3 separate regions of the Mus musculus genome follow, and all the other regions are linked to region 2. The links are chromatin loops, found by intact Hi-C in ENCODE. Cell type or tissue: left cerebral cortex. All regions are shown on one strand. Links, peaks and the distances in the headings refer to the core of each region. The heading gives the core; the rest is flanking DNA. Region 1 overlaps Gsg1l (GSG1-like). Region 2 overlaps Gsg1l (GSG1-like). Region 3 overlaps Gtf3c1 (general transcription factor III C 1).

The links. Hi-C counts contacts between places; a loop is a spot of excess contacts. Peaks named below come from ENCODE experiments on the same cell type or tissue, not always from the same donor. Only the 100,000 strongest peaks of a DNase experiment are listed, where the experiment ranks them.
Region 1: it touches region 2 in a loop (9-fold over the local background); 3 of 42 quality-filtered maps call a loop at or near these places.
Region 3: it touches region 2 in a loop (3-fold over the local background); 2 of 42 quality-filtered maps call a loop at or near these places.

What each region holds. Positions count from the first base shown.
Region 1 is chr7:125,891,181-125,901,769 of GRCm38, forward strand. It overlaps Gsg1l (GSG1-like), which reads right to left. Exons shown (of 7, transcript NM_001101488.1): 6 at 480-550. Among named protein-coding and RNA genes, the nearest start is that of Gm51456, 56 kb to the right of the region's middle. In left cerebral cortex, for the core only: no CTCF peak of the experiment used is centred there; DNase peaks (open chromatin) are centred at 4,502, 6,082 and 8,074; H3K27ac peaks cover 575 bases.
Region 2 is chr7:125,994,386-126,004,974 of GRCm38, forward strand. All of the region lies in intron 2 of Gsg1l (GSG1-like), which reads right to left. Among named protein-coding and RNA genes, the nearest start is that of Gm51456, 47 kb to the left of the region's middle. In left cerebral cortex, for the core only: no CTCF peak of the experiment used is centred there; DNase peaks (open chromatin) are centred at 5,747 and 6,380; H3K27ac peaks cover 2,198 bases.
Region 3 is chr7:125,688,642-125,693,641 of GRCm38, forward strand. It overlaps Gtf3c1 (general transcription factor III C 1), which reads right to left. Exons shown (of 37, transcript NM_207239.1): 6 at 4,498-4,621. Among named protein-coding and RNA genes, the nearest start is that of Gtf3c1, 17 kb to the right of the region's middle. In left cerebral cortex, for the core only: no CTCF peak of the experiment used is centred there; DNase peaks (open chromatin) are centred at 2,091, 3,167 and 4,643; H3K27ac peaks cover 457 bases.

The sequences.
Region 1 (10,589 bases), core at 3,128-8,127, 100 kb before region 2:
GGCAAGTCTCTACCTCTCTGAGGCTTAAGTCACTTACCTGCTAAGCTTCCTGCCTGTGGGAGTTAGAAGTTAGGGATCGTGGAAGCTTGGAAAGCACACATATGCAATGGAGCTGGCAAGGGAAAGCTGCTCACTGAGATGTGACTGCCTCACCTGCTGTCTTTGGCAGCTCCTATCTGATGTGAGGAACACTCAGCTCTGCCTCCCTTTGTCGTCTGGAGCTGACACTTGTTCTCCTGGCTGCCCCGCATCCTTCCTAATGTGTCCGTCAGAGTGAGGCTGGTGAAGTGAATGTGCTCGGAGCCCCTAAGCTAATCTGTCCAATGTTTTTCTCCCTGCCTCGGTGGATCCCACCCAGGGCTGATCTCAAAGGCCACTGGGGATGTCAGGCCAGGCCCGGAGCTGCCAGGCTTCCCATGTGTGGTGTGTGTCGGGAGGAGACTGCTGCTACAGCTCCCTGTCCACCACGTGGCACTTACGGGTCGGGTATCTCTCGTGGCGGCAGGCAAGGCGGAAGTCTTCCTCTTCACTCACGTCCCCCTTCTCAATCCTGGAAAGAAACAAAAGAAAACCCCAAGACTGGAATGAGAAGGCAGGCAGAGCAGAGCATACCCAGGGCTGGAGAAGCACCATGACAACTTTCAAAGTAGCCTTCTACCTGTTGCCCACACCCTGAGATATGGGCACCACTTTTCCCATCTATGGAAAAGAAACAGGTATTCAAGGGACAATTGGGCTGCAAAGCAATCAGTAACCATACACATGGCCAGGGCTTGCACACACACACACACACACACACACACACACACACACACACACACACACACACACGTGCACGGGAAGGGGAAAAGAAGAGGAAGAAGATAGAGAGGGAAGGAAAGAGGGAAACAGGGACAAAGGGGGATGCGCTACACACATATATAAATAAAATTAATTCCTGTCAGAAGGTTGCTTGTGCCAACCCAGTGGGTCTCAACTTGGCTATTGCTAGAAGTTACCCATTAGGAGTTTTAAACAGGGCTGGAGAGATGGCTCCACGGCTAAGAGCACTGACTGCTCTTCCGAAGGTCCTGAGTTCAAACCCCAGCAACCACACGGTGGTTCACAACCATATGTAATGAGATCTGACTCCCTCTTCTGGAGTGTCTGAAGACAGCTACAGTGTACTTACATATAATAAATGGAGTTTTAAACCCCATGTGGGTCTTCCTTCCTCATATTGTATCAGCTCCTGGGCTTTATTTAGTTCTTGAAACAACTATTAGAGGTGCTCTGGTGGCTGTCATTACTAACAGCAGAGGCCACGATGTGGTGGCTGCTATTACTAATACAGCAACGACAACCACTGCACCCACCAAACACATAGGGAAGATGAGGTAAAGGGGAGCTGGGAGCTACAGAGTCTCACTGCCTGGTCACTGTTGAACTGAGGTCCACAGTTCATCCCACCCCAGTGTCCCAGATCTTCAGATGTCACTTGGATCCTGTGTTTTCCTGCTGGAAGCAGACACTCAGCCCCCAGAAGGCTGTAGTAGAAGGGTGGTCGGCTGCCACCCAGAGCCACTTTAAGCTCAGCCCTTCTCTTTAAGGTACAAGCTCTGCCACAGCTCCGCAGGGCCAGCAGATGTGGACCTGCACTGGAGAATCTACCAGAACTGACTCTACACAGAAGCTGGGAGCGGAGGAGGCTGAGACAGGGGCATCATGAATTTGAAAGCAAGACCCTGTCTCAACAAAAGTTAAGAGGAGAGAAGAGAAAAGCAAAGGCAGTGGGGGGTAGGGCAGTGCGATTCCCGGCAGGGCTAGGCTTTGGTCTGGTTTGTTGGGTCAGATGTCATCTCATGTTCCAAGTCTCTGCTGGTCCTCACACAGTAGCCTGCAACCTGGCTGCTCCTGGCCACGACATTCCCCAGGGACATCAAGCTCTTGCTTGAAAACAGCTGCAAATGTCACAAGGTGATTTGAGCAGAAATTTCTTGGGAAGTAATTCTGCTTTGTGTGAAGAGACCCAGAAAGTGTCTAAAAGGACTGAAAGGGGCTTGGCAGAACCCACACTCTGATGGGTGGCAGGCGGGAACAGGGACATTGGATGTGGCACGTGTACCTTCCCAGGCCTCAGGTTCTCCTGAGTTGTGGCTCTACCTTGTGCTGGCTGCTTAGATCTGTACATGTCTTCCATGTCCCCTGTCTCAATTCCTCCATCCAGTGGGTGGGCATCTATTACCTGCTGCTTAACGCTGTATGTGGGTAGCACCAGGCAAACTCATCCATCCACAACTTCCATTGCCATTTGCCCTCTTTATTCCCATAGCCGAGAGTCTTCTCGTCATCGGCAACACACCCAGTGTCACCACAAAGCTCCAGTTATAGAGAGGTGCTCCTTTGCTGCATTAGCACGTGTGCCCTTCTTCCATCATCCCAGTTAGCTTTCTTGATGACTTCTGAGACAAGGTCCCATTATACAGCCTGGCACTGAACTTGAGATCCTCCTGTTCCAAGTCTCTTGCATGCTGGGATGAGAGGCCTCCTCTGCCTTGCCTGCGCCAACATTCATGTTTTGAAGGACGCAGAGGAAAGACTTTGAGCTGTCAGTGGACTGACTCACTGATGGTCACATCACCGAAGCCACTGAGTTGCTCTCCCAGGTCCAAGGGCAGTCATGGTCAAAGCCAAGAGCAGTGTCCAGAAAGCAAAAGAGCAACAGGGGAGGGTGGCAGTGCAGAGGGGCCCTGAACACTAACACCTGGCTCTCAGAGAGGGAGAAGAAACGAGGGCACAGTAGACCTCTGCAGGTCGAATCTTCTCATGTGGTTAGATGGGCTGCAGCCAAATGGAGCCAAGATGGACAAGGTGGGCAAGGACCCATCATCAGCTTTGCCTCATTCCCTGCATGGCCTCATTGCACAATATCCCATCAGAACCATCCTCAAAGCCAGCCTCCCTTCCCTGACCCCAGGCCAGTTGTTTCCAGCCACTGCCGGCACTATCTGACTCCATGCTTCTGTGAGAAAGGATCTCTTCCTCTCCATTTTCAGTATGCACCCCTGCACATGCATCCCACGTAGGCTTGAACTGCCACCAGCATCAGCTAGAGAGCCTGCACTGGCCGCCATTTCTGTTCTGAAGATGTTTGCAAACAGAAATGAATAACTTCATGCCAACAAACCAAAAGAAGAGAGCCCCCTCTCTCTTACACACACACACACACACACACACACACACACACACACACACACACACACAAATACCACCATCAGAATAATAAGAACTAACAATCAGTGGTAATATCTCTCCATTCCTCCAATGAAAAGACATAGGCTAACAGAGTAGATGCATAAACAGGATCCATCAGCCTGCTGCATACAAGAAACACAACTCAGCAACGAAGATAGACACTCCACTCTGAGTAAAAGGCTAAAAAAAAGTTTTCCAAGCAAATGGACCCATGGAACAAGCTGGAGTAGGTATCCTAATATCTAATAAAATAGACTTTCAGCCAAAACTAATCAAAAGAGATAGGGAAGTACACTTCATACTCATCAAAGGACAAATCCACCAAGAATACATTTCAATTCTGAACACTTTAGGTAGTCCCTGCCCAACTGCTGACCCTTGCTGGCCACATTGCCTCCTGGGATCCTGAGGATGGCTATCTGTTCTGCTTCACAGCCCAATGTTTCCCAAACTTAATGGGCACAGATATCACCCAAAGCCACAATTACGTAGACTCTGAGAATCCGCTAGATTATGCTTTCTCATGGGCTCCATGGAGGTCCATACTGTAGGTTGCAAATCCCAGTTGAATCTCAGAACAACTGCTAAGCCTGGCTCTCCTGGCTTTGAGGCATGGCTCAAGACCTTCCCACAACTGTTTCTCTGCCCAGCTAGTTGGTAGGAAGAAGCTGAGGAGTTCAGGAAGTAGCCATTTCTTCCAGATGTTGCTTCCAGATGTTCTTCTCACACTCCCTCCACCATTTCCTACCCTATGGACAACCCCCACCCCCACCCCACTCTCTGTCATGCCTTCCAATGCTGGTGTGGATCCGCAGGATCAATTGGTGCAATTCAAAGGTGTTGGGATCTTCTGGGCACCAATCTCTAAATCCTGGGGGACACACTCCTCCCTGGAATAACAATTTCAAGGACCCCAGCCTGGAGCAGTGCCCTGCAAGGAGCCCCGAGAAGTCCCATCAAAGCCTCCTCAAAGCTAGATCTGAGACTCAGAAGTTACAGATCCAGAAGACAGCCCCAGAGGACTGAAAACACATTGGTTTTAAATGGTCAATTTAGAAAGGAGTGAAGGATAGAATTAAAAGGAATACAAGAAATAAATGACCTGCAGATGGTAAATGAAGATTCCACGGCATCCCACCAAAAGGGCAGCTCCAAGAGAAGGAGAACATGATGGGTCTTAAAGATATCTTATTTTCGAAATTTTTCCCTTTCTTTTGCATGATGAGTCATTTGGAATATATCAGGAAAGAGCAGTTCCCCCACCACATTCAGTTCTGGCCTGGTCTTGAAGAGTGCTTTATTTTGTCTCCATTTCTGCAGAGAGGCATGCAGACATCTTGTGAATGGCAAGGGTGGAAATATATGAAGTCTCCAGCATTAGTCCCCTCCAAATGCCAATCTTCCATGCCTCCTTCAAGGTGTCCACAGGCTTCCTCCTATTGCAAGGCTCCATGGACAGCATGAGACCTCCTGATTCATGGGGAGGAGACCCTTCCACCATCCTGAGGACTGCTCCCATGGGGAAGGAGCACAGCCAGCTGTCCACAAGCCATGATGCCTTGGTATGATCATGTGCTCATGCTTGGATGCCCAGAGTGCAAATAGATCAGAGACACCAGGGCAGGCAAAGAATGAGGCAGAACACAGGGCAAGGCTGGGATGTTCCCATGATGCCCTGAGGACCAAGGAAGTCCCATCAGCACTCTGGATGGAGAGGAGGGGCCATTATCCTGGTCACATCAGAGCATTGCTGAGCAACAGCTACTGGGAGTCAAAAATGGACCAATGATTCTCTGACTTCTGTAACTTCCCATGTTTCATGGGTCCCTGAAGCTGCAGAGGTGGCACATGGGTAAGGGAGTCTGTGGTGCTTTAGTCATCAGAAAGTGGAACTATTTGAGAAGGATCAGAAGGATTAGGGGGCATGGCCCTGCTGGAGGAAGTGTGTCACTGGGGGTGGGATTGGTGGTTTCAAAGAGCCCAGGCCATGCCCAGTGCCTTTGTGTGCTGCCTATGTATCAGGATGTAGCTCTTGAATCCTGCTCCAGCACCATGCTCCCTGCCGTGATGAGAACAGGCTAAGCCTCTGAAACTGTAAGCCAACCCCCAATTAAAAACTTTCTTGTAAGAGTTGCCTTAGTCATGCTGTCTCTTCACAGAAATAAAACAGGGACTAAGGCAGAGGTCTAGTTGTGTTGATGAGAATTCACTGGTCTTGGGGTAAGAAGAGCTATGGGACCAGGGACCCTGTTTTCACCAGTTTGAACACCTATGAAAGAAACATGCAATTGGGGCAGAGAAGCAAGTAGGCTCCGTTTGGGGGGCAAGCATGTGAGTAAGTTTAGCCATGCTGATGGGCAGTCACGTTTAGATGCTGAAATAGGAAGTGTAGCTGCATCAAAGAGTGGGATTCTGAGATGTGGGTGTCCCAAGCCATGTGGTCACTGAGGGAAGAAGAGGAGGGCTCCCTGGCCTAAGGAAGCATGGCACTCAGCAATACCAAGGAGAGGAGGGTAGGAAATAAAGAAGACCATGTCCACACTCTGAGTGATCTCTGTGGGTGGTCAGTTCTGCCTCAGTTACTGCACTGCTGTGTTTCAAAGAGTCCTCCAGATACCCTGCAAGTGGAAAGGGCAGAAATCGCCCCTGGGAAAACACCAGGAAGAGCAACAGGGGAATAGTTGACTGGGGTTGCCTGAAGTGGGAGCTACAGAACCAGGGCAACAGATCTCAAAAGCCAGGACTGGGCAGTCATGTTAGAGTGTGTTGCACTCGATGTTGAGAGTGCCTTAGTGGGTTGTGGAGGGCCTGAGAGACAGATTGGCGTGGGTAGTGTCATGAGTGGGAAGTGAGGATGGGAGAGAGGCCTTCCACGCAGCCCGGTAGCAGGCAGAAGAAGGGATTGTGGTGCTGGGGTGAACTCAGAACACCCTTTGGGACTGCTGAGATGTTTGGCCACTGAGCAGGCAGAGGTACCCTTCACCATGCAGGAATGACAATGTCCCATGTAGGCCCCTGACATGCAAGGCAGCTTGCTTTGTGACCGTCTGGGAAATGCCGTTTCTGAGAGCTGGCTTCAGGGAGGGACTTTTGCAATGGTTTCTACTCCATGTGACACAGAGAAAAGAGACTCACTCAATGTGGCCACATTGAGAAGAGGATCTAACAGAAAAATGATGATCCCAAACCCCAAACAACCATCTTTGAAGCCCTGGAAGGAGGTTTGGTTTAAATAGAGGGTAAGATGTGTCCATATCAAGGTGTTGTCTGTCTGTCCATCACTGTGTGGGCTCTGGTCTGGTCTGGTCTGGTCTGGTCTGGTCTGGTCTACAAGGTGTCTGATAAGCCTTCAGTACTGTCTTAGTCGGGGTTTCTATTCCTGCACAAACATCATGGCCAAGAAGCAAGTTGGGGAGGAAAGGGTTTATTCAGTTTACACTTCCACATTGCTGTTCATCACCAAGGAAGTCAGGACTGGAACTCAAGCAGGTCAGGAAGCAGGAGCTGATGCAGAGGCCATGGAGGGATGTTCCTTACTGGCTTGTTTCCCCTGGCTTGCTCAGCCTGCTCTCTTATAGAGCTGAGACTACCAGCCCAGAGATGGTCCCACCCACAAGGGGTCTTTCCCCCTTGATCACTAATTGAGAAAATGCCTTACAGCTGGATCTCATGGAGGCATTTCCTCAACTGAAGCTCCTTTCTCTGTGATAACTCCAGCCTGTGTCAAGTTGACACAAAACTAGCCAGTACAAGTACCCTGTGAAATCTCTCCCTAGGAGACAGGCCACTCCCTGGAAGCAGCAGACTTCAGTATGGGATTCCCAGAAAATTCCAATTCCTTGGGGCCCACTGTTTTAGAAGTCAGATAGATCAAAGGAGAGACCCAGAGTCCCTACTCTTCTGCTAGGATGATTACAGGGATAGGAAACACTGGCTTGAAGGATGCCCCTCTTCCTAAGGGGGTAGTATTATTCTCCCTGTGCAGAGGGAGATCTCAGAAGTCTAGCGGGGAGCAAGAGAGGATGCTCCTACTAAGTCTCCAGTCACCTTGTGACCATGCTGGGAGGTAGGACACACTCACTCCCCAGCCAGACAACAGGACTCCCCAGAGGTGAAGCAACTTGGTGAGGGTACTCGTGCCCCTAAGGTTATTCTACTTGTTTTCTCATATATGTATTCACACATATATGCTGTATATGTGCATGTATATGTGTATGTGTATAGATATTTGCAGTACTAATGATTAAACCTATGCCATTCATTCATTCATTCATTCATTTTTGAGATAGGGTCTCACTATGAAGACCAGGCTGGCCTCAAACTTGCAGAACTGCATCTGCCTCTGCATCCCACGTGCTGGGGCTAAAGCATCTGCTATCACATCCAGCACCCTCTTTTCTAAAATTTAAATTTATTTATTACTTTTTTTTTTTTAAAGTCAGAGTCTCATTAAGTTGCCCTTGAACTTACTCTGTAGGCCAGGCAGGCTTTGAACTTGCCATTCTCACTCCCACAATTTCTGCCACCAAGCGTAGCTCGCAGACTCAACTCAAAGTCTGATTCCACTGACTCAGGGCTCAGGGCAGGCAGAGAGCTAGAAGACACGGCTGCCATGGGAAACCCCGGCTGACCTGCTGCTAATTAACAATGTTGGTGTTGCAGAGCCCTTGTGGATCCAGGGGCTGGGTCGGGCTGCAGAGCAAGAGTGAGCTCCCTTCGGGAAAGGCTGACACACAGGGCGAGCAGAGTGAGCTGCATGCCTCGAGCTGAGTCAAGGAATGAGCATGTGCTATGAGTCATCAGAAGAGCCAAGAAGCAGGAGGGAAGCAGGTGGCAGGAGGCCACCCGAGTGGGAGTGTCCTCTCAACAGCTCTGGGCTCCTGGTTCCTCAGAGGCTGCCGCACCCACAGGGAGGCAGGCTGCTTGGTCAGTGTGGTGGAGTTCTCTCCAGGGTCTGACCCAACAGGTCTTATTTCCTCTCACATGCTGTTAAACCAGATCTGAGCATTTGAGTATTTAAAAGAACCCCTGATTTGCAAATATGTGCCTACCTTCAACAGCTCCCACCCACTCCCCAGGAGGCCAGTTACGACTCTCTCCTTGGGGACAGCTGGCAGCAAGACAGTGGGCAAGAAGCCTTTAGAATTCTAGAGGCTTCATAGATTTAGGACATACCACTCCCAGTTGCCAGTTTTCAGGGGCTGGGTCAGCCAGCCTGGTGGTATGACCTGCCCTTTCCCATGAGAATGCTATGTGTTAACACGTGTGCACATACATGTGTTTACATGTACACACACACAATGTTTCAAAGCCCCTAGCCACTCAGAACCCACCTAACAGCCCCTCACACCTTTGAAGGACTCTTGTTGAGAAAATTCCAAAAGGACCTGGGTAAGAGTGGGAATGAGGTAGGGAAGAGACAGCCCAGGCCGATCTGCCCAACAGCTTCCCAGAGCAGCAGTTTCCAGACCCCACGGGGATATAGAGGGTGGGATGCAGACTCCTTTCTTGATGGTGACAATGGGGAAGTGGGAACCAACACTGTGCTGTGATGAGCCAGGTGCTCACACTTCCCAGCCTGCGTGTGCTGGCCCTGCCTGCCTCTCACATTGAGGCTCCTCCACCCAGGCTCCTCTACCCGGAGACTCCTCTGCCAAGGCTACTCTGTCCTTGCCACACAATAGTCATCAAGGACCAAGATTAAATGCCATGGTAACTATGTGGCCTGGGATGGTACTAGCCAGCTGTGTGGCCTTGGACAAATCACAGCACCCCTCTGGGACTCAACTTGGCATATGTAAAGTAGGGACAACACTTTTTCCATACCTCCTAGAGATTCTGTGGGCATTAATAAGTCAGTCACACTTGGGGTGCTTAGGGGGTGTGGGTCAGGCTGAGCTGTTACAAGATTAACAACCCATCTGAAGCACTATCCTGCCTCTAACCTAAGCAGGTGGTTTCCAAGCTTATCTCCCTCTCCCTCTCCCTCTCCCTCTCCCTCTCCCTCTCCCTCTCCCTCTCCCTCTCCCTCTCCCTCTCCCTCTCCCTCTCCCTCTCCCTCTCCCTCTCCCTCTCCCTCTCCCCTCTGCCTTCTCATGCGGGGCCTTGAGCCCATTACACCACAGGGGAACAAAATGTCAGCATTTCCAGATGCCAAGGGACCTGGATTCTCTTTATGTGCAGAAGACACAGGCCCAGAGTTGTTTGCTGCCTAGAGCCAAGTCACACAGCAGTGAAGAGCCAGGTCAGACCACAGCACTCTGTTTCCCAGCGGCTCTCCTGAGTGTCTCTCAGCTGCCCTGCAAAAGCCATGCAACAAAGCCACATGCTCAGAGCTGCTTGTAGGCAAAGAGCAAGGGGGGCGGGGTGGGGGGGAGAGGAAGAAAATAGAACAGAGCAGCAGGGCTGAAACATTCTCCTCGGAGGGAAGGGAAATCAAATTTGATGAACCTCTGCATAATGTTAAGTTATGAATGTGCAAAGTGATATTCTGCACGTATGCCGGGAAGCACTCATCACGAGCCTGAGCAGTCCAGGGCTTCAGGAACTGGGGCTTGATGAGAAGCCGCTTGCCAGGGTGGGGTATGCACGATCTGAGCTGCTCCCTTCGCAGCGCAGGGTGCAATTTCCCTAGTTGGATCACATGAAAGTATAACACGCAGTTGTGGTGTTAATGAGGCACTGGGGGCTTCAGGCTATTCACCACAGCTTTAGGTTCTGAGGGTTGCCCATCTCCGGTCCTGGCTACTGATGCTGAGCTGGGACAAGCTCTTGAGCATGCTGGGAATGAATGGCCTCCTCTCTGCCAGGACACTGTCTGCAGATAAGGAGACCGGAGTGAACCGCCAGGCAAAAGGGAGGCAGTATCCAAGCATCAAAGATTACCAGGAAAGTAATCCTTGGTCGCCAGGAAAGTACCTCATGAGTTCCCACTCGGTTTCTGGCACAACCCTGGAGACCAGGTGACACTAACTCCAGCATTAAGTATGCAAGGCATACATGCAGAAAAGTGGCCAGGAAGAGGGTGAACTGATGTGTATCCCAGGGGGTACTACAGATGCAAAACCCCAGAATAGGGCAGTCTTGGAGCACCTGTGGTGGAAGGGATGAGGCAGAGGAAAGACCAAGTCAGAGAAAGGTCTGGAATAATCATGCAGGGACCCATCCCCCACTCCATGTGGCTGGCATACATGGTCAGCCTCTAAAGAACTCTCTGGCCCAGTCTTCTTCCCTTTACTCCTCCACACACACTGAGGGTATGCTCCTGGGGCTGCTCAGCCACACCCACTGGGAGTATTGCATTTACCTCTTCCTCAGCCCCCTCTCCTCACACCCAAGGACAGGGGACAGGGTGT
Region 2 (10,589 bases), core at 3,163-8,162:
CTGGCAAGGGTCGGTATAGACAGCCATATGAGCAGGTCACAAACATGGGGCTTGTGGAGAACTAAGAAGCAGCAAGATGGCCTGAGTCACTATTCAGGAAACTCAGCATTCCCCGGATGTGAGCTGAATGTGCCGTCTGGCCTCACAACATGAACACATCCCGAGGCATGCAGCACCAGGGAATCTCACCCTCTCATGCACACTCACGGGGCACTTACACACACCTGTGACAGATGTCACTCACCCAATGTGGTTTTTAACTTTTCTTTTTCAGACCAGGTCTCACCATGTCGCTCAGGCTGTCATGGCACTTGAAATTCTCCTGTCTCAGCCTCTGAAGTTCTGAGATAACAGATGGCCACTGCCATGCCTGGCTTCAGTGTGGTCTCTTGATGCATCTAGAGACTAGCTGCACACAAGCTGCAGGGGGTGGGGGGCTGCTTTTGTCACCATGACATGGCATACTTTACACTATGTATGTCAGAGGGTGTACTAGATACACTGCCCAAGCTGATCTTGAAATAGTCATCTTCCTGCCCCAGCCTCCCAAGTGCTGATACTACAGATGTACCACGATGTGTGCCCCTAAAATAGTATCAATCCACCTACAACCATCTATCCATCCATCCATCTATGTATCTATCTATCTATCTGGTTCATGTGTGTGCACACATGAATACTTATCATGCTATGCATGTGCAGGGCAGAGGACAACTTGTGAGAGTTAATTCTCTCCTTTCACTGTGTTAGGCCCTGGGATTTAACTCAGGTCACCAGGCTTGGAGGTAAGTGCTTTTAACTACCAAATCATGGCCCCAGCTCTAGAACTGGTTATTAATAAGTAGGACCACACTCTAAAGTAGGTGAAAGATAGAATAGTAAGTTGCTAAACAGCACCGCCCAGTGTTACCACTATAGGTGGGCATAGGTGGGGGGCTCCTTCATGAATGCACTGCTCTCCTTGAGGCAGAGTGGCAGGTCCACACCATCATTGCCACAAACACATAACATGTTTTACAGTGTCACCATAATGGCCACTCATAAGAAGTGATTGGTTTTTTTAGCTGTTTTTAGTGTTATGGGGCCACTGTTACTCATGTGGCCCATTGTTAGCAAAACATCTTCACTTGCTGCTCCTTCCCGATTAACAGTGGGTCTCTGACATGCGTTGTTTAGGCAGCATGGACAGAAATGACCATGTCTCAACCCAGCTGAGCCTCTGGAGGCATCACAGATTTACACTCATCCGTCTTGCATTTCTGCTATTGCTCTGGCAATATTCTCAGAGTAGATACCCCAGGATGATGGGAGACTTGTAGGTTAAGCCAACCCAAACCCTAACCTGGACCCCACCCATCCATTAACCTCAAGCACCTGTCACAGCAACCAACAGACACAAGCAAGAAAGCTTGGGCTTATTTCTGTACACTGATCACTGAGTTTGGAGTTATTTGTTACACAGCCTTATTGGAGACCTTACTGACCGACACATATACAATTTATCTACATTTAAGCACACATAGAAAGCTATATGTGCATCAGAACAAGTACAAACATAAATGTTTCACACAGAACTGGATGTGGCCAGTACACAGGGGTATGGTGGCACAGGACTAGAGGGAAAGAACTGTAGATTAGTCAATTCATTGGAAATATGCAACGACAATCATAGCCTTGGCATTGATTAGAGCAGTAGCATCAGCTTGCTCTTCTCCTCAGAGTTTTGACCTCAATAAAAACATGCCCATGAAGGCCAGGTTAGAGAAGTCACAGCAGGAAGGTACACAACTGGTGTTCAAATAAGTAACCAACAGGTCAGCGCTTGTGATACAATGTGAAGGTCAGAGGACCTACAACTGGAACCTTCATCTGGAAAGACATTTGACAGTCTTATCAGGAACCAGAACAAAATGACCTGAGGTGTCATTGCCACCCTAGTCTCCCAGTCTGAAGGGTCCAGGGATAGGCCTGGAGCCCAGTGCTGGCCAAGGGCCAGCCCTGCCTGAGACCCAGCTGTGCTGGAGGCTAAAGCCTGTGTTTTGAATCACATGGGCCACTGGTGCCAAGCTGAACCAAATTAACTCTTAATCTCTATCTCAAAGAGTTTGTCAACTTCAGTCCTAAGGGAAGGCTGAGAACTCCAGAGGGGACAAGTGATCCTTCCAGGCACGTGTCATCCGCAGGGAGACAGCACCACACCCACAGGCTGTAGCCACGTTTGTATTCTGAGGGCCACTCCTCTCAACCATCACCAAACTAAGGGTGGGGGGGGGCTTAAAAGTGAGGGATGAGTGAAGAATGCTACCAGACTTTCAAAGAGGGGCCAATGCCAATACTCCTCAAATTATTTCATAAAACAGAAACAGAAGGAACATTGCCAAATTCATTATGATGCTACAGTCACCCTGATACCCAAACCACACAAAGATTCAACAAAGAGAATTATAGACCAGTTTCCCTCATGAACATCGATGCAAAAATACTCAACAAAATATTTACAAACTGAATCCAAGAACAAATCCAAAAGATCATCCACCATTAACAAGTAGGCTTCCTCCCAGAGATGCAGGGTGGTTCAACATGCAAAAACCTGTCAATGTAATCCACCATGTAAACAAACTGAAAGGAAAAAGCCTATGATCATCTCATCAGATGGAGCCTTTGACAAAATCCAACGCCCCTTCTTGATAAAAGTCTTGAAGAGATCATGGATACAAGGTCTATACCTAAACACAATAAAGGCAATATACAGCAAGCCAACATCAAATTAAATGGAGAAAAACTCAAAGTAATTCCACTAAAATCAGAAACAAGACAAAGCTGTCTGCTCTTTCCATATCTATTCAATATAGTACCTGAAGTTCTAGCTAGAAAAATAAGACAACTAAAAGAGATCAAGGGGATCTAAATTGGAAAGGAAGAAGTCAACATATTTATAGATGATATGGTACTATATATAAGTGACCCCAAAAATTCTACCAGGGAATGCTTACAGCTGATGCGGCTTGATACAAGATTAATTGAAAAAAATCAGTAGCCCTCCTATATACAAATGACAAATGGGTTGAAAAAGAAATCAGGGAAACAACGCCCTTCACAACAGCCACAAATAATATAAAATATCTTGGGGTGGCTCTAGACAAGCAAGTGAAAGATCTGTATGATAAAAACTTCAAGTCTTTAAAGAAGGAAATTGAAGGTATAAGACAATAGAAAGGTCTTCCATGCCCATGGATCAGTAGGATTAACATAGTAAAAATAGCCATCCTACCAAAAGTAATATACAGATGTAATACAATCCCTTTCAAAATTTTAACACAATTCTTAACAGACCTTGGAAGAAAAATATTCAACATCATATGGAAAACCAAAAAGCCCAGGAAGTTAAACAATCCTTAACAATAAAAGGACTTCTGGAGGTATCATCATCTTTGATTTCAAGCTGTACTACAGAACATTAGTAACAAAAACCACTTGGTACTGCCATAGAAACACACACATTGATCAATGGAATCAAATCAAAGACCCAGAAATAAACCCACACACCTATGGACACCTGAATTTTTTTTTATAAAGAAGCCACAAATATACAGGGGGGGGGGGAGAAAGAATCTTCAACAAATGGTGCTGGTATAACTGGATGTTGGTTGTAGAAAAATGTAAACAGATCCATATCTATCACCCTGCACAAATCTCAAGTCCATGTGGATCAAAGACCTCAACAGAGAACCAGATACACTGAATCCGATAGAAGAGAGAATGAGGAATAGCCTTGAATGCATTGGTACAAAAGACACCTTCCTGAACAGAACACCAATCATGCAGGCACTAAGATCAACAACAAATAAATGGGACATCGTGAAAATGAAAAGCTTTTGTAAGGCAAAGGTACCATCAATAGGACAAAATGGCAGCCCACAGAATGGGAAAAGATTTTCACCAACTCCACATTTGATGGAGGACTAATAGCCAAAATCTTAAAAGAACTCAAGAAACTGGACCAAATAACCCAATTTAAAAATGGGGTATAGATCTAAACAGAGAATTCTCAACAGAGGCCAAGAAACGTTTAAAGAAAAGTTCAACCTCCTTAGCCACCAGGGAAAGGCAAATCAAAACTACTTTGAGATTCCATCTTACACCTGTCAGAATGGCTAAGATCAAAAACTCAAGTGATAGCACATGCTGGCAAGGATGTGGAGTGAGGGAGCACTCCTCCATCGCTGGTGGGAATGCAAACTTGTACAGCTACTATGGAAATAAATGTGGTGGTTTCTCAGAAAATTGGGACTTGATCTACCTCAAGACCCAACTACACCTCCTGACCATATACTCAAAGGATGCTCCATCCTACCACAAGGACACTTCTCAACTATGTTCATAGCAGCTGTATTCATAATAGCCAGAAACTGGAAACAACCTAGATGTCCCACAACAGAAGAATGGATAAGGAAATATGAAATCATAAAATCTGCAGGCAAATGGCTGGAACTAAGAAAAATCATCCTGTGTGAGGTAACCCAGACTCAGAAAGACAAACTTGAGATGTACTAACCTATAAGTGAATAATAGCTATAAATTAAAAGATAATCGTGCTACAATCCACAGACTCAGGGAGGCTAAATAACAAGGAGAAGTTAAGGGGGGGAATACAAGGATCTCCCTGGGAAGGGGAGTAGAATAGATTTTGAGGGTAGACTGGAGATGGGTAGGGTTGAACAGGAGGGATCAGCTGTTGGGGGAGAAAATACTGGGAGAAACATCTGGAATTGGAGGGCATTTGGGGAGTGAGGTAGAAACCTAGGGTAATGGAAACTCCATGGAATCCATAACAGCAGCCCTAGCAAAGACTCCTAGTGCTGGGGATGATGGAGTCGGAACCAGCCATCTTCAACCAGGCAAGGCTTCAAGTGAAGAGACTGGAACACCAACCCAGCCACAAAATCTTCGACCTACAGATTGCCCTGCCTGTGGAGTGTTCTGGGACCAGAGCCTACCACACCATCATCAGAGAGACCAGAGACGTCATCCTGCAACATATGGGAGCAGATACAGAGTCCACGGGCAAACATTAATCAGAGCTGGGGGAGTCCTTTGGAGGAGGAAGAGGAAGGAGAGGAAAGATCAGAGGAACAGAGGAGTCAGGGATACCACAAGAACATGGCCCACAGAATCAATTGACCAGGATGTAAGTGAACTTGAAGAGGCTAGGAAGTCTATAGGGGTCTGACCTAGGTCCTCTGCATATGTTATGGCTAAGTAGTTAGGTGTTCTTGTGGGACTCCTAACAGTGAGAGCAGAGACTGTCTCTGACTTCTTGCCTGCTTGTGGGGAACTTCTCCTTCTACCGGTTGCCTCATCCAGCCTTAATGTGATGGTATGTGCCTGGTCTTCCTGTAGCTTGTTATGCCATGTTTGGTTGATGTCCCTGGGAGGCTTGCTCTTGTCTGAGGGGAGGTAGGGGAAAGAAAGTGAAGAGGATGGAAGAAGAGACACTGTAGTTGAGATGTAATACATGAGAGAAGAATATTATTTTCAAGAACAAGAGTGTGTGGAAGAGACTGGAAAGTTGAGGGAACCCAGAGGAAAATAAAACCCCCTCCCTCAAAGAGCTCTGGGCTTGACTACTGACTCTATTCCTTCATAGATGTATGAGCATAAGCAATGTGGTCAGCCTCTCCAGGCCCCAGTTCTCCTCTGCAAAGAAGGAGCTGAAGAAACAGCTGTGCCGTGGGCTTGCTGAAAGGATGCGCGGCTGATGAGATGGAGCATGCTCAGCAGCAGATTCTCAGCAGAAGCTCAGCAGAGGCTCAGCAAAGGCTCTAGAGCATGGGCTTAGACCAATGCCAAGGCCCCAGTGATGTCCAATACCATGCTAGGATTTGGCACTGAATGAAGCTGGCAGGACCTTCAAAGAGGCCAAGGTCCTATGAAGAGAGCAAGACAGGTAACAGGAAGATTCATAGAACAGGGCTCTGTGGGATTTGTGGGCAGAAGGAAGTAGGGTATGATAAGGGGGTGTTCTAGACAAATGACAGCAGAACTCTGGAGAGAGGACACCAAGGGGGACCAGAAGCTGAGGGTGCTCAGAGAGTGTGAGGAGCCCCATCCTGGAAACAGTGGCCACTGTGTGAGTCTCCTGTGCCTGCCCCCTCTTCTTTGCTGGCCTTCTACAGTCTAAATGATCATGCTAAATAATCTTTCCTTAGGTTTACAAATCCCGGAGCATCCAGTGACTTTCAGGTTATATGGATGCCTAAGGTGATGATGGGCAGAATGGAATTTTTAAAGATTTAGAGGCGCTAGCCCCAGGAGGTGAAGGCCGGTCAGTATATTTTGTCCATGGTGGGGGAGTGGATATAGAGGCACTTGAAGACTCCCACCCACTCTCAGCTTTCTTTTCCTGCCCTGTAAGAGGACTTTATACAAGGGTTCCTCCAGATGGTGCTGGGAGGAGAGTAACCCTCCCTGTTGTCTCTGTATCAATCCTAAAATAAACCTGATTTTTCTTCTCACCAAATCTTGCCTCTCAAGTATCGTGTTTGGGTAGCATGCAGACAAAGTTTGTCTACTCCAGCAATGGCCCCAGCAGCAAATATCCCCCATTTGCCCCAGAGAGGCTGCTGGAAAAGGCCGGACCTCTGTCTCCTCTTACTCCTTCCCCGTCTAGCTACACAATGATAGGAAAGGGAGAGATTTGGAGCTGACAGTTATGGGACTCTCCTGAGTCTATTTCCGGTGGTGAGAGGTGTCTGGCCTAACTGGTCTTTCTTCCTATGATTGTGGAACTGAGTCCAGATCTTAAGCTATCACTTGACACTGGATTCCTCCATACACACAGAACCCCAGCTCTCTGCCCCTGATCAGTTGCCTTCTGGGATGCTGCTCCCATAGACGCCGCCTTCTGCCTGGACACCGGTAAATCAGCCTTCAGACTGCCATATACTGCCCTCTGCATGGCTTCCAGGGAGCCCAAGCTCTGTGAGTGACGTGTATAAAAAGGATTTATTTTTATTGATGTGTGAGTGTCTACGTGTATGTATGTGCACATGTGTGCAGGTTCCCACAGAAGGCAGAAGGGGGTTTGGATCCCCTGGAACAGAAATAACAGGGGACTGTGAGTTCCCAGTGTGGGTGCTGGGAAGCTGGGAACTAAACTCTGGTCTTTTGTGCAAGAGCAGCAAATGCTCTTAACTTTTGAGCCATCTCTCTAGCCCCTCTTGGAGTGACTTTTGGTGTTTGTTGCACCCCAGCCCTACTGACACTTCCCACCTATCTCCCCTCTATTCTCAAATCCCTTTGTCTGGAGCTGGTAGCTGCTGTAGACAGAACAACCCACAAGTGCTCCTGGAATTCACATCTGCTGATCCTCCATCTAGAAGGCCTTTCCCTACCTTGCCTATCAGCCCACAGGATGCTCGGCAGAGGACACACCCCAGTGAACACTTGCCTGGCAACTTGATCCCATCCCAAGTACAGCCAGACGTCACCCTGGTAACTGCACATGGGTTGTGGAATCTAAGACCTTCAGCCAATGAGTGTCCTTCTCCAAGAACCTCAGCAGCCCCTGTCCAATGACAGCATGAAGACAATCGAGCGGTCCTCCTCTTTCAGACTCCCTAGTATTGAAGAAAACCATCTTGTGAATGTCGTGACTCTTGACTTCCCAAGGATCAGAATTCCAGGCTCCACAAAGGTCTTCCTTGAGGAAAACATCCTTTAATAAGCATCTAGTGTCCTGGTAGAAACATCCCACAATGCCACAGCCTGGCAGGGTGGACCCAGGCGACTGTCTGCCATTAGCATCTAGTCAAGCAGACCTCCCCCTGCTGTGAGGAGCCTTCTAAGGGGAGCACACTGTGCCCTTTCGTCACACTCAGGACCATATTAACCAATGGGAAACAAAACCCCGCTCCGGCCAAAGGCACAGAGTCAGGGGTCTCCCCAGGTTCTGCACCGCCTCTGGCTTCCCTGGCAGAGAAAGAGCATTCTGAACTGACAGGACGGAGTGAATCCCGGCCAAGCAAAACCAACCCCTGCATGAACACACACACACACACACACACACACACACACACACACACACACCTGGGTGTGGTGGCCCTCCAATAGATCAATAAGTGTTCTGTGAATCTGCAGTGACCTCGGGATCTGAAAGGAACAGAGCACCTGAAAGCGGATAAGCTTCGAATTCTGATTCTCAGCTCCAATTTCAAAGTGACAAGCCATCGAGAGGGTGGCAGCTCTCCCAGTGGTTCTGAGTGGACAAGTGTCCAGCAGGCAGGATGAGAGGTTAATGACATGAACCCTGGCGGACGGAGAAGCTCCAGAAGGCAGTCTGACTACCACTACCGGGGAACTGACCCGCAGATGGACGCTTCCTTCCTCAAACTTCCCCCTCTCTTATCCTCTGTATCCTGAAACCCTCCGCGCCATGCTCCGCTCCTTGGAGAAACTGCTTCTGGAGATATGTCTGCTCTCTTTTAGTTTCATGTCTCCTCCAGAAATCTCTAACCAACACAGGGATATCTGTCCACACCTCCCTTCATCCCCACACTGCCCCCACCCCGCGCTCCCAGCCTCAGAAGTGTAGGGAATACAGAAAGCCAGCTCCGGGGCATTGGAGCAGCAACTGTGGGTTGCAGGGGTCTGGACGTTCACACTCACAAGCTACAGGTTTCACAGCCTGCCATACATCTAGGGGAAGAGAAGGCCAGAGTAGCCTCTCTCCTGCAGCCCTCCCCCACGCTTCTCTGGCCCAGGAGGCAGGGAAAAGAGTGTGGAATATGACAAGCATTTCCACATATCATGTTTCCTGTCCCTCCTGGGCCCACAATAAAACTACATTTCCCAATGTTCCATATAGCTGAGCACAGCCATATTACTGAGTTATAGTCAATAGGATGAACCATGCCCAGGCTGAGCTGGCCACATTCAGTTTGTTCTCTTTCCATAGTCAGGGGCTTGATAGAGAAAACTCCAGAGATCAGAAAAGGCAAGGCCATTATAGAAGAGGAGGTTGGGCCTGGTGCACAGGACACCAGTGTGCTCAAATGAGAAGTCAGCACTCCACATGCAGATGAACCCTGTGGCCAGGGCTAACCTGTTACCTCTAATGCAAGGGAAAATGAAGAGAGCCCCCGAGGCTGTGGAGGGACTGCTAGAGTGGACCACCACCCTCTCCCAACACACATGTGCCTCACCCCCAATATATACACATACTACCTACTGGAAGTCTTAACACAGAGGACCCTGCCATTACTCAAAAAGACAAGGAAGAGGAGAAACATCACAGGACAGTCACAAAGGAATGTTTGCAACAGGCATCTAGATAAACAGGCCTGGGCAACCTTTCAATGCTTTTCATGATGGAAAAAAAAAAGGCACAGATGCTGCCAGCAAATCAGCAAAACTAACAGGGCTTCAGGATCAGATCAATCCATACAGCCCGAGTGACTGATGGCGTAGTAGCTGAACAAGGGCTGGATGAGTGAATAGATGAGTGGGTGGGTGGATGCATGCATGCATGGATACATAGATGGATGTTTGGATGGATGGATGGATGGATGGATGGATGGATGGATGGATGGATAGATGGATGGATGGATGGATAGATGGATGGATGGATGGATGGATGTTCATGTTCACGCATACATGGATGGATGCTTTGATAGATGGACAGAGGGTGAGTGGATGAGTGAGTAGATGGACTGTTAAATGGATGGATGCATGGATGCATATATGCATGAATCGGTGGTGGATATCATGAGTGGGTAGATAGATAGATGGATAAAGGGTGGGTGGATGGGTGAGTGGGATGCATACATGGGTGGAGGGTAGGTGGATGGGTGAGTGGGTGAAAGGAGAGTGGATGTGTGACTGGGATGCATTCATGGGTGGAGGGTGTGTGGATGTGTGACTGGGATGGATACATGAGTGGAGGGTGGGTGGATGGGTGAGTGGGATACATACATGGGTAAAGGGTAGGTGGATGGGTGACTGGGATGCATGCATGGGTGGAGGGTGGGTGGATGGGTGAGTGGATGATGAAGCAGTTCTGGGTAAACTCATAGCCATGTCCATCTGTGTGGCTGACGGTGTTCTCGGTGCTGAAAAGACAGCAATGAACAAACCCAAATCACTTCCTTTGGTTAATTGGAGCCTTTTTTTAAATTGTCACAGTTAAAATTCCCTACAGTCTGGGCAGACAGACACTATGACCATCTCCACAGTCCAGGCAAGTGAACTGAACCCCAGCAAATAGTTGAAGAATGGAGAAGGACAGCTTTAAACCTAGGAACTTGGCTTCCATACAATGTGGCTGCCAGTACAGGTTCTGACTTGTACTAAATAAACAATTAATAACCCCCCCCCCACACACACACACACACAGAGTCCAGCTCTCTTCAGCACCTGGCCTCTGCAGATGGCAACAGCTGGCTGGAGCGGGGTTGCAGCTGTCCCTAGCGGGTGACCCACGTACACTCCAGATCCTCTGATCTGAGCATCCATAATGCATCACCTCTGGCTAGGCCTTGTCCTCTTTCCTCGTGCCTTGTCTCAGTACTCTGACTGTGTCCTCTTTCCTC
Region 3 (5,000 bases), core at 1-5,000, 310 kb before region 2:
GGGAAAAAATGTTTTATACTAATTTTTTTTTTTCTAAAGCAGAACCGATAAAGCTCAAGGCATACAACGCTGAAAACTATATTCAGCTCTGTCTCCTGCACATGCAAAGCAACTGAAAAGGAGCTTGGTTAAATTACATGTATCACACACTCACCTGGCTCTGAGCTGATTCTGCCCAGGCACTAGGAACACAAAGCATGCAAAGGGTGTGTGTGAGCAGCTCCTCCCAGAGCACAGACCTTAGCACAAGGTCACTAAGAAAAGCCAAAGAGCCAGGACCACCACACAGGGAAAGGCTGGCTAGGAGTCCAGGTTGCAAACCCAAGAAAGAGATGGAAGACGGTAGGTACAAGGACTATCATGGCTAAGAACAACCTCTAGCAATCATAGGCTTGGTGTGTACATAAGTCTTCCCAGTCTAACTGTCCTTACTGATCAACTAGGGTGCCACCTCTGTATCCCTGCCTGTATTCTGAGTCATGCTGACCGTCCTAGGAAGTCCTGTCCTCCCAGGCCAGGCCTACGGAGATTCCCTGTGGACAGACACAGCTTGAAGGCGATGAAACACAGAGGGAAACAGACTGCATGTTATGTAGCAGCAGGCAGGTGTCACTGGTAAGAGGGGAATGGGGAGGTAGGCTCCACCTGCCAGTCAACTGTCATGAAGGAAATTTACTACTATATTCTCTTTGCACATAAGACTTCCCAGGTTTAAAAACAAAAACAAAAACAGACTAAACAAAACACACATCTAGCCAGGTGTGGTGATACTTGCCTTTAATTCCAACACTTCTAGGTCCTGATGAGTTCTAGGCCAGCAAGGGCTATAGAGTAACACTGTCTAAAACAAATTCTAAAAAGCCCCTTTAGATCTAGCCTACCTGCTATGCGCCTCTGGCCCTACTCGGAGCCCACCATCCCACATGAGCACCACAGCACCTTAGAAGGTAGGTGCTATTAGCCCAGTAAGCTGACTGGGGGAAGCTGAGACAGGTCAAGTAACTTCCTGAAGGCTTAACTCCCCACCAGGAAGTCATAAGCTAGGACTGCCTGACTTCAAAGCCCAGTTAGTATCTGTTAGTGTCAAGTGGTTGCTTTGAATTTGCAGGAACCTCAGCCTGGAAGAGAACTCTGGCCACAGTGGCCTGCATAGCAATGCAGAGTCTTCCTTTGTGTCTCCTCACTGAAAGGTCTGTGATTTTTAACACCTTACTTCCAACAGCCCAGGAGACTAGAATACTCTGACCTCCTGAGCCCTCCCATCCTGCATCTGTCTTACCTTGTCAGGGTTCCCCTTCAACCAGTACTGGAGAAATTCTCTGTGCTATGGTTTGGAAGTGTCCCCAAAGGCCCACTGTTAAAGGCCTGGCTGGCTGGCTGTGCTGCTACAGAGTGACGGAACTGTTAAGAGCCCAGTGGAAGGAGACGGTACCAGCAGCACAGCAGTCCATGTATCCCTTTCAGGGACTCACCCCACCCCACCCCGAGCCCTTTCTAGTTTCAACTTGGCATTCCACTTTCTTGAGACCTTTCTGTGCACTTTCTCCTACTCTCTCCTGTGCCACTGAACTAAGATATTTTTTCCTTCCTTTGTCTTCATAGCTTCCTGCTCTGCTTTCATAAACATCCACTCCTTTTGAGAAGCCTTTGCCTTCAACTGGTCACTTTTCAGAACAGGAGTCTCCAGTCCCAGGTCTTTTAATTCTGGTTGCCCGTGTTCTAGAGGCTGGACACTTCTAAGAGCTGACATTTGCTTTTAGGTATCAGACGGGGTGGAGTGGAGCTCAGTAGTATAGGGCATGCCTAGCTCAGGGAAGACCCATGTCTTAGACTCTAGTCCCTCTGCTGTTCCAGAAGCCATGGCTGGAGATCCTGAACCTTGACTAAACCAGGACAGATAAGCACTCCCAGTCCATATTCCTTTCCTCTGGTCTTGCCAGCAGCATGTGGCTATGCTGGAGAAAGTCTAGGAAACCGTGGAAGAATGTCATCAAATGTGATGGACCATGAGACAGCCAAAGGAACTAGCAGCTGCTGGGAATCACACCTCTGGATAGCCACACATCCTCCACCGCTAGCACTCCATCTTGTCCCAGGATGTTCTTACACCCACACATCTAGAAACCCTCTAGGCTCCTGACACGTCGCACACAGGAGGGAGGTGAAGTGTGATGTTTCTCATGCAGAGTATCAGCTCCTCCAATCTCTGCCCCATCTGTATTTGTCCTTTCAAAGGCACCTGGAATCTTTCATTTCCAGTTCAGGTGTCAACTTCTAGTTACCCACCCTTCATAGGTACTTAGCTCTCTCCCAGTCTGCTCACCAAGTGTTGCTGAGAGCTGCTGATGTGTTCTTGGCTTACCCCATGTGATGTCTCTATTATCATTTCAGTAGCATTTAGAGAAAAACATTTATCTTCCACCATTCTAATCTACTGAAAGCTCCAACTTTCAGATTTTACAAAGATTTTGTCAAGCAAGAGGCACAGGTCAAGAATAAAAAGGGCTTAAAGGAAGTTGCTATGGTGTTGTAAACTACCTGCCCTGTGAAGTTTCTTTTTGTAAATTTTTATGTGTTTGGTATTTTGTCTGCATGTGTATCTGTGGATACAATACTCTCAAAGGCATTAGATTCCCTTGGAATGAGGCTCCAGATGGTTGTGAGCTCTCATAGGGGGTGTAGGGAATTGAACCTTGGTCCATCTGGAGGAGCAGTTGGTGCTCTTAAGCACTAAGCCATTGTTCCAGCCTCTATCTTAAGCTTCTTTACAGTCTATAACTGTGGAATATCGACTGTCCAAACTGTGTGTGTGTGTAAGGTGTGCTAATGTATGTGTAGGTATGCTTGCATGGAGGTCAGAAGTCTGTATTAAACCTATGTCAATTGCATTTGATGCTAAAGTCTCTTTTATTCACCTGATTTAACTATTATCTCCAGAGTCGGCTAACCTAGGCCTAGTCTTAGAAGCTCCTAGCCTTCTTACAATCTTATCTAGGTCTACAATGTTTTCAGCCTCTGCGACGTGGGGCTGACTAAGCTCAGCCCTTCTTGTTCTTTCTGAACTCTGGCTGGCTGGTTCAAGTCAGTTGCTCTGACTCAAAGGCTTTCCAAATTGAGTGATTCAATCTGGCTTCTCTTTCTTGGCCTCTCCTGAATTGCTCTTCTTGGCTCTTACTAACTTTGGCAACATGTTCTAATTCTGGCTCCTTCTCATTCTCTGGCTCCTTTTGTCTTCACCAGTGTCTAGCTTGTTCTCTCTCTGCGACCTCTATTAACTGTCCCAGTAAAACTGCTTCCTTTTTTCCCTACACTATTCTCCTAAGTAGCCTTAGGAGACGTCACTTTCAGACATGGATGCTTCTTTCTATAAACTAACTTTACTTAAGGGAGTGTCTGTATTATAGAGAGAGGAATTAAAGGTGTATGCTAAGGGTATGTCTGTATTATAGCCAGAGTAGTTGTGCTGTTGGATTAAAATCCTTCTACATCTCTCCTTCATTTTTTAAAACTGGCCAGCAAGCCTCAGGGATCCACTTACCTTCACCTCACAATCCCTACTGCCCCAGCACCATGATTACAGGTGCTCTCCGACATACTCAGCTTCTTACACGGGTTCAGGGGAACCGAAACCCAGATCTTATGCTTGTTCAGCAAACCCTTTGCCCACAAAGCCATCTCCCAACTCTATTAGCATCTCTGAGCTTTCTTATAGGTCAGATGTTGATGCTAAGATCAACCTTGTAGGGCTACAGAGGCTATGATGCAGAGCAGTCATGTGTGCTGTACACACAGCAGCAGTATCATAGTTATAAAGAAGTTAAAAACCTCTCTCAATCAATGACCCTTTGCTGTGACAGTGTAATGATTTCTCCTGCATTTGAGGCAAAAGCACGGCACAGGGACAGACAGTACATAATGCTCGCTAATCAACTATTCTGTTACTGGTTTACAGAGTACCATGATAATTTTACAACATATTCCTCCTACTTGAAGAAAATGTTTATTATTGTAAGCACCATGCCTGTATATCCAGCCAATCGTGTACACTTTGTGCTGACTATCTTTGGATTACACCAAGAAGCCACCCTGAGTGTCTGACCCTCGTTATCTATGTGTGAGTGCATGCTGTGCTGTCCATCTCTGAAACACACTCTTATGGTTGTGTGACACGACTGTATTTCAAACAGGGCTTGGTAAACAGCTCAGCAGTAGAGCCCTTGACCCAGAAAGCACAACACTCTAGGTTCAGTCCCCAGTACCAAAAAAGGAAAGAATGAAGGCACAAAGAAGAGATTGGTGCAAGAGGGAAGGCTGCTAGAGGACACCCTTGCAGAGGAGTCCACTAGAATTCGGGGCACACTTCTCGGATCCTTTTTAGATAGAAGGCACTGAGCAGTAAGGAACTGAATGAAGTGTAATCTTCACACTTCAAGGCAGAATGTGACCAGAGAAAATGACAACAAGGAGAGCCAGTTGGCCACAAGGTTCTGCTCTTACCTTTCTTGGTCTTACAGGGACCACACTCAGGGTGAATCTCCTGCAAGGGAAGGGACACCACCTTGGCCAGCCCAGCATTCAGCATGTACTGGTACAGACGCTTGAATGTCCTTTCACACAGCCCCTGCAAAACATAAGCCCACGGGTACTGCTAAGTTAAGGCACTGGGGAATCCCAGCACTGCAGAAACACTAGTTTCCAGGATGACAATTACCAATTGACAGTAACTGAAGAAATGCCACAGGTACTAATGAGATTGCCAAGCTGCACTCGAGGAGCTGAACAAAGTATGGAGCAGCACAGACACCCTGCTGTGACTACAAAGAGGGGAAAGAGATGTGCTGAGAGACCCTGCAACAGTAGATAGGGTAGAGTAAGACTGGTAGGGGCAGAGCTAAGAGAAGACTGTCCACCAAGACTTCCATACTGCTTTTAAAATCCAAGTGTATGCATGAATCATTAACAGAGTCTTCCCAAAGGCAGTAGAGAAAAATAAATAAATA